Linked DNA regions of Homo sapiens: region 1 is linked to region 2. Evidence: chromatin contacts called from ENCODE Hi-C or POLR2A ChIA-PET data. All regions are on one chromosome and are shown on one strand. Each heading gives the region's core, a stretch centred on a gene start or an enhancer-like site at or near the end of the contact. The rest is flanking DNA. Distances are from core to core; before and after follow the strand shown. Region 1 holds the start of PSMD1 (proteasome 26S subunit, non-ATPase 1). Region 2 holds the start of CAB39 (calcium binding protein 39).

The links. A loop is a pair of places that touch in the nucleus more often than their neighbours do. ChIA-PET counts read pairs that join two places held with the same protein, here RNA polymerase II (POLR2A). Pooled maps may share reads with other maps.
Region 1: a loop to region 2 is called in a map of CD8-positive, alpha-beta T cell, with 9 times the contacts of the local background. The contact joins the promoter of PSMD1 here to the promoter of CAB39 in region 2. A Hi-C loop is called at or near these places in 7 of 168 maps with a recorded cell type or tissue (B cell, CD4-positive, alpha-beta T cell, CD4-positive, alpha-beta memory T cell and 4 more), 1 of 37 single-sample maps with no recorded cell type and 24 of 50 pooled maps. POLR2A ChIA-PET finds 5 or more read pairs at or near these places in 1 of 52 experiments (HepG2).

The regions. Positions count from the first base shown.
Region 1 is chr2:231,055,541-231,058,240 of GRCh38, forward strand. It overlaps PSMD1 (proteasome 26S subunit, non-ATPase 1), which reads left to right and starts at 1,327. Exons shown (of 25, transcript NM_002807.4): 1 at 1,327-1,501. The coding sequence starts at 1,486. LOC112268432 (a long non-coding RNA gene) reads right to left here and starts at 2,206. Exons shown (of 2, transcript XR_002959456.2): 1 at 1,797-2,206. RefSeq lists a silencer at 1,228-1,417.
Region 2 is chr2:230,711,449-230,714,148 of GRCh38, forward strand. CAB39 (calcium binding protein 39) reads left to right here and starts at 1,394. Exons shown (of 9, transcript NM_016289.4): 1 at 1,394-1,782. LOC124907996 (formin-like protein 16) reads right to left here and starts at 1,878. Exons shown (of 4, transcript XM_047446832.1): 1 at 631-1,878. The coding sequence starts at 1,878. The coding sequence ends at 1,120. RefSeq lists a silencer at 1,166-2,105.

The DNA of each region.
Region 1 (2,700 bases), core at 77-2,576, 340 kb after region 2:
AAAAATTAGCCGGGTGTGGTGGCATACACCTGTAGTCCCAGCTACTTGGGAGACTGAGCAGGAGAATCGCTTGAACCCAGGAGGCGGAGGTTGCAGTGAGCCGAGATCGCGCCATTGCCCTACAGCCTGGGTGGCAGAGGGACACTCCATCTCAAAAAAAAAAAAAAAGAAGTACCTCTGTAGAATGACACCCCAAGTAATCTGTTTACTTTGCATGCACATCTTCTCGAGCCCTGCCTTTCAATCTGAGCCACAGGCTCTTCAAAAATGTTCAATAATTATATTTAATATATTTTAAACAACCACAGTTTAAGAATTCTAATTTAAACAAAAAAAGTCACAGATACAACAAAATGTGTTATCAAGCACATTTAATTCACTGGCAACCACAAGACATTGATTGTGCCCCTAGGTTACGTAGAAGGCCGTAGAAATGAACTCGCCATCGCTGTGCGATTGAAGAGTTTAGCTTGATAGTGCAAGGCCGGTGGCTGAAAAAAATGCTACCGTTTGCCCTATTCCTTGTCAAGACTTTCTCAGTACTGACTCTTGAAATAAATTGACTTCTTGAAGCTAGCATAAGACTGCAAATGGCCATTGCAACTGCCATTTCAAATTTCTGAAGATGTATTAGAAACGAAGAACCCACTGCCGTCGGGGGAAAGAGGACCTGGGCAGATAGAAGGAAAGAATGGAAGACATTTTTTCTCCCTTGGAAAGGCTTTCGCCATATAACTACTGCACATTTTAATATATTGACAACACTGGACATTTTTCCAAAAGTAAGTAAAAACCTTCATTGTTCAACTTTATAATAAGCCAATGATTACTTGTGGATTCATTATGATAATAAAGCACTTCTATGGGGATTTTCTTTTTTTTATGATAGGTTTTGCTTTAGAAAACAATTGAAAGCCACTTTTCTGGGAAAAAAAACAAAAAACAAAAAAAAACGCTGTTTGCGGCAGCCCCAATTCCCTAAGCATTATCTGGTGGGAGATGTGTTGCAGCGAGACCTCCCACCAGTAGGTGGCACTGCGCGCAATGCTCGCACCTCCCCTCAACACCCTTTCTCTCAGCAATGGCGGGTGATGGTGGGGGTCCTCTCTTTGCAGGGCTGGCCATTCTAATGCCTGACCTCAGGTGCAGACCAGTGTTCCGTTGCGCGGGACTCCTGACCTCGAGGAGGTTTAGAGAAAACAATGGTGTTCTCTGTGTACCCTTCCGCGAGGGCTGGGGAGTATACCGCCGCGCAGAAGACGCAGGCCAGGGGAGAATTCGCGCCGGGCGGCAGGCGGGGTGGCGGGCAGCCCCTGGGCGGGCGGGGTCCTGGCGAGAAGCGAGCCGGCGGCCTGAGGAGGCGACTGACTGAGCAGCGCACCCGGGGAGCAAGGAGGCGCGGTGAACTGAGCGGCCCCTGAGCTGACAGATACACTGCGCAGCTGGAACGGCGAGCGAGCCGACGGGCGAGTGAGGGGCGCAGCCATGATCACCTCGGCCGGTGAGTGCGGCCCGTAGCCAGCGCCTGGAGGGAGGAGCCGCCGCCGCGCCGGCTTTTAGCTGAGTCAGGGCCGGTGACTGGGCGCCTCCCGGCGGAACGCCGGCCTGGGCAGCTTCTTGCTGCCCAGGGCCCACCCCCGGGCCGGGGGGCTGGGAGTCTGATCAGGTCACTGCGTGCTTCTCTGGCTTGAGGGAATCGAGCCGGGTCGACCGCCTCGGCATCCCTCCCCAATCACACCCCAGCGCCAGGACCCGAGGGGCTTCCTGGGCCTTCCCCTGACCCCAGAAGGGCTTACCTTTTTTCTGTGCCTCCCATTCTTGGCCGTGTGAGGTCGTCCAGCCCCAGTTCTTGCCCGCAGGGGGCCGGGGTGGGATGGGCCCCTGTGCCATTGAACAGTAAGGCAAACCCCCCTGATCGGGCAGCCTAACTGCTACAGAAGTGTTTCTGGACGTGGCCGAGCTCCATTCGCCTTAGAATGAAACCCGAAATTAGGTTTGAGGTGGGTCATTTCTGGGTCCGATCCAAGGGTGTTCATTCAAAACACCCAGAGAACTTTTGGGTTCGGCGAAGACCCTAAAGACGCCCTGGAGATACCTTTATACTGAGAGCCTACTTATACCCTTTCGAGGTTATGTGCTCAGTCTGTTGACTGTACATTCAAGAAAGAATGGATGGATCTGCGGAGCAGGTTTCATACGCGCAAACCATTGCATAGGTAGATTCACGTAGTGACATTTGCAATGGAGTAAGTTACAGAGATCAAGTTTCAATTGGAGACTTAAGCTCCCCGTTACAGATTGACTTGCATATAGCTGTCCAGAGCCTTGGTGCTTTTTTCCGTTGCCTATTTACATACCCTTTTCTCATTTTCTTACTCTGTGTTTGACCCACAAAGAAAGCATTTTATTGTAAACAAACTGGTGAGCAGAAGACAGTAATCTGAATGGTAAGGCGATCAAAACTTTATTTTTATGAGGATTGGTTAAGGAGATCGTTGGAGATACTGGGAGACGTAGTTACTTTCAAACATTTGAAGAGCTGTCACTTGTACCTGAAATAAGACTTTTTGTCCCCAAGAGATACAAGTGATCGCGAGATGAATTTTAGTTCAGTATCAGGAAGTTTTTCCAGTCAGAGCTTTGTAAAGATCAAATAAACACTCAGTTTCTTGCCACCTATAGGCCTCATTCTATTTCAAA
Region 2 (2,700 bases), core at 144-2,643:
TCAAATTGCTTCCCATCTCCTTGAGAGTAAAAACAGGAAGTCCTAACTTTGGTTGGTAGGGCCGCACTTCTTCCTCATCTCTTCCCCTATCTGGGGCCGCTTTCAAGCCAGCAGATTCTCGCCTCAGGGCCTTGGTCCTGCTATTCCCTCTGCCTTTCCATACAGAAAGCTCCCAGGCTCTCTCTCTCCAGGAAGCTGCTCCCTGAATGAACACTGTAAATAACAACACCCTGCTTTCTCTCCCCTCCTCACCCAGTGGTGTTTTTAACTGTCCAGTATTTGTTTTTTTGTTGTTGTTTTTTGTTTGTTTTGTTTTTGTTTTTTGGAGATAGTCTCGCTGCGTCGCCCAGGCTGGAGTGCAGTGGCGCGATCTCGGCTCACTGTAACCTCCGCCTCCCGGGTTCAAGCGATTCTCCTGCCTCAGCCTCCTAAGTACCTGGGAATACAGACGCCCGCCACCACGCCCGGCTAATTGTTTTTTGTATTTTTAGTAGAGATGGGGTTTCACGGTGTTGGCCAGGCTGGTCTTGAACTCCTGACCTCGTGATCCGCCCACCTCGGCCTCCCAAAGTGCTGGGATTACAGGCGTGAGCCACCGCGCCTGGCCCAATTGTCCAGTATTATACATACCTGTAGGTTTATTAGTCAATTATTTGTCAACTGTTTGTGCTAGGAGCATGGACTGTTTCGCTCACTGCCCCATCCCTGACGTACAGGAGGCGCTTAAAAAGTAGTTCAGTTACACATTAAAAACAAAGAAACAAAAATACACACATATGGCATTTGTATGTGCCAGGCTCCGTTGTCAGAGCTTTGCAATGCACTGTCCCGTTCATCCTCAGAAGCCCGTGGCTGGTACCACTATATTATTACACACTTTTTTTTTTAATGTGTGAGGAAATCCAGGCACAGGGACGTGAAACAGCCCATAGATAGCAAATGGTGGAGCAGGACTTAAATCCAGGTTGCTGATTTAAATAGGAATATTCCCATTAATCTGGAACGTTCTGGCACTTGTCCCCCTGGATGCTGTGTCCCCCTGGATGCTAAAATGAAGCGATCTGCTCCAAGAAAGTAAGAATCGGTCTGCACAAAGTGGGATCCCGGCCTCTCGCAGAATTAAGCTTGAAGAGTTGAGGAAGTGGTCGTTGAAAGTGGGCGTGCGATTCCCGCAGTAAGAGCGCTCAGGCGGAGGAGAAAGGGCTGAGCCCCGCCTTGGAAGCTGCGGCGGAGGAAGAGGAACTGCGGGGCTTGGCTTCTGCTTTTCTCTGCGGCCCCTCCCGCTCGGGCCTCGCGCCTACTTGCGGCGCCCTGAGTCCGCCGGCCGCTCGGGGGCGCCCGAGGCGGAAGGGGGCGTTGCGGCACCGCCCGACGTCGCGTCCTCGGCGGCTGCGCAGTGCGCACGTCAAAGCCGGGCTCGGGCCGCAAGCGGGGCGAGGGGTTCGGGGAGCGGCGCGGCCTGGGAGACACAGAGCCTTCAGGCGCCGGGGCGGGGGCACAGGCGAAGACTAAGGCGGCGCCGGGCCCCACAGCAGCAGCCGCAGCCCAAGCGAGCGCAGCAGCGCGGCGGCAGCCGCGGGAGCCCCTGGGCAGCCGTCCGCCCGCGCAGCCGCCGCCGCCGCGGGAGCCCGTCGCCGGGAGCAGGAGCGGGCGGAAGACAACGGAGGGGCCGAGCGTCCGAGCCACTCCGCGGGGACCGAACGAGCAGCCCGAAGCGGCGGCGGCCGAGGACGGGGACAGCGACGACGCGGAGGCAGAGAAGGGAACGCCCGGCCCAGCCCCGTGAGTGACCCCCGGCCGGCCCTGCTCGTGGTGCGGACGCCTGCCCGGCTTCCGCCTGCCCCGCTGGGCCCTCACCGGCCCCGGGGCTGCCTCCATTTTCCTGGGTGGCGGCGGCCCCGGCCCAGCTTGTCCCCGGAGCCCCCGGGAGCAGCCGGGCCCAGCCTGCCCTCTCCGCCCGGCTCGGCTCCGGTCCCTCGCTGAGACGCTCCCTTTGCCTTCGCCGGCGTGGGGCGCCCGGGGGCCTGCAGTCCAGGCGCTCCTGCCTCTCCCCCCGTGGTTCTCTGGCGGGGCTGGCGGCGCGTGGTGGTCCGGGCCGGAGTCGGGCGGGCGGGGAAGTGCGGGCCGGGTCAACTGTCACCGGCTGCACCCGGGCTTCAGCGCCTCGCTCCCGCCCCTGGTAAACTTCCTGTTGTCGGGAGGCAGATACCAGCTTTGTGACCAATTCAGGAAAATGCCTAACTGATTTCTGGTTAGGAATTGGGCGGTCGGAGCGTTCTGGAGTTCAATGGAACCACCCCAAGCGCAGACTGCGTGCAGGCGCCGTAGTCGGCCCGCACCGGAGGGATTCAAAGGTGAAGCGGGCCCCGGTCCCCTCCCCCGAGGAGCTTAGGCTCTGGTGTGAGAGATAAGACGAGAACACAAATAACTGCGATACCGGGAAGGAGGTGATAAGTCCTGTGAAAGAACGACGGAGTGCTAGAACGGCACCCGGAAAAACCGAACCGATCACTTCTGCCTCGCAGAAACCTGGAAGGCTTCCTGGGCGGGGGATGCTGAGCAGAGTCTTGAAGGCCTGATGGGATTTAGGAGAGGAGGATTGCAGAAGAGGTGTGTGGAAGGGGTAGCAAAAGCGAGAAGACAAAGCCTAGAAATCATGGATAATTCCGTTTGTTGGCATGGTGCAGGGGGCGGGGGGTA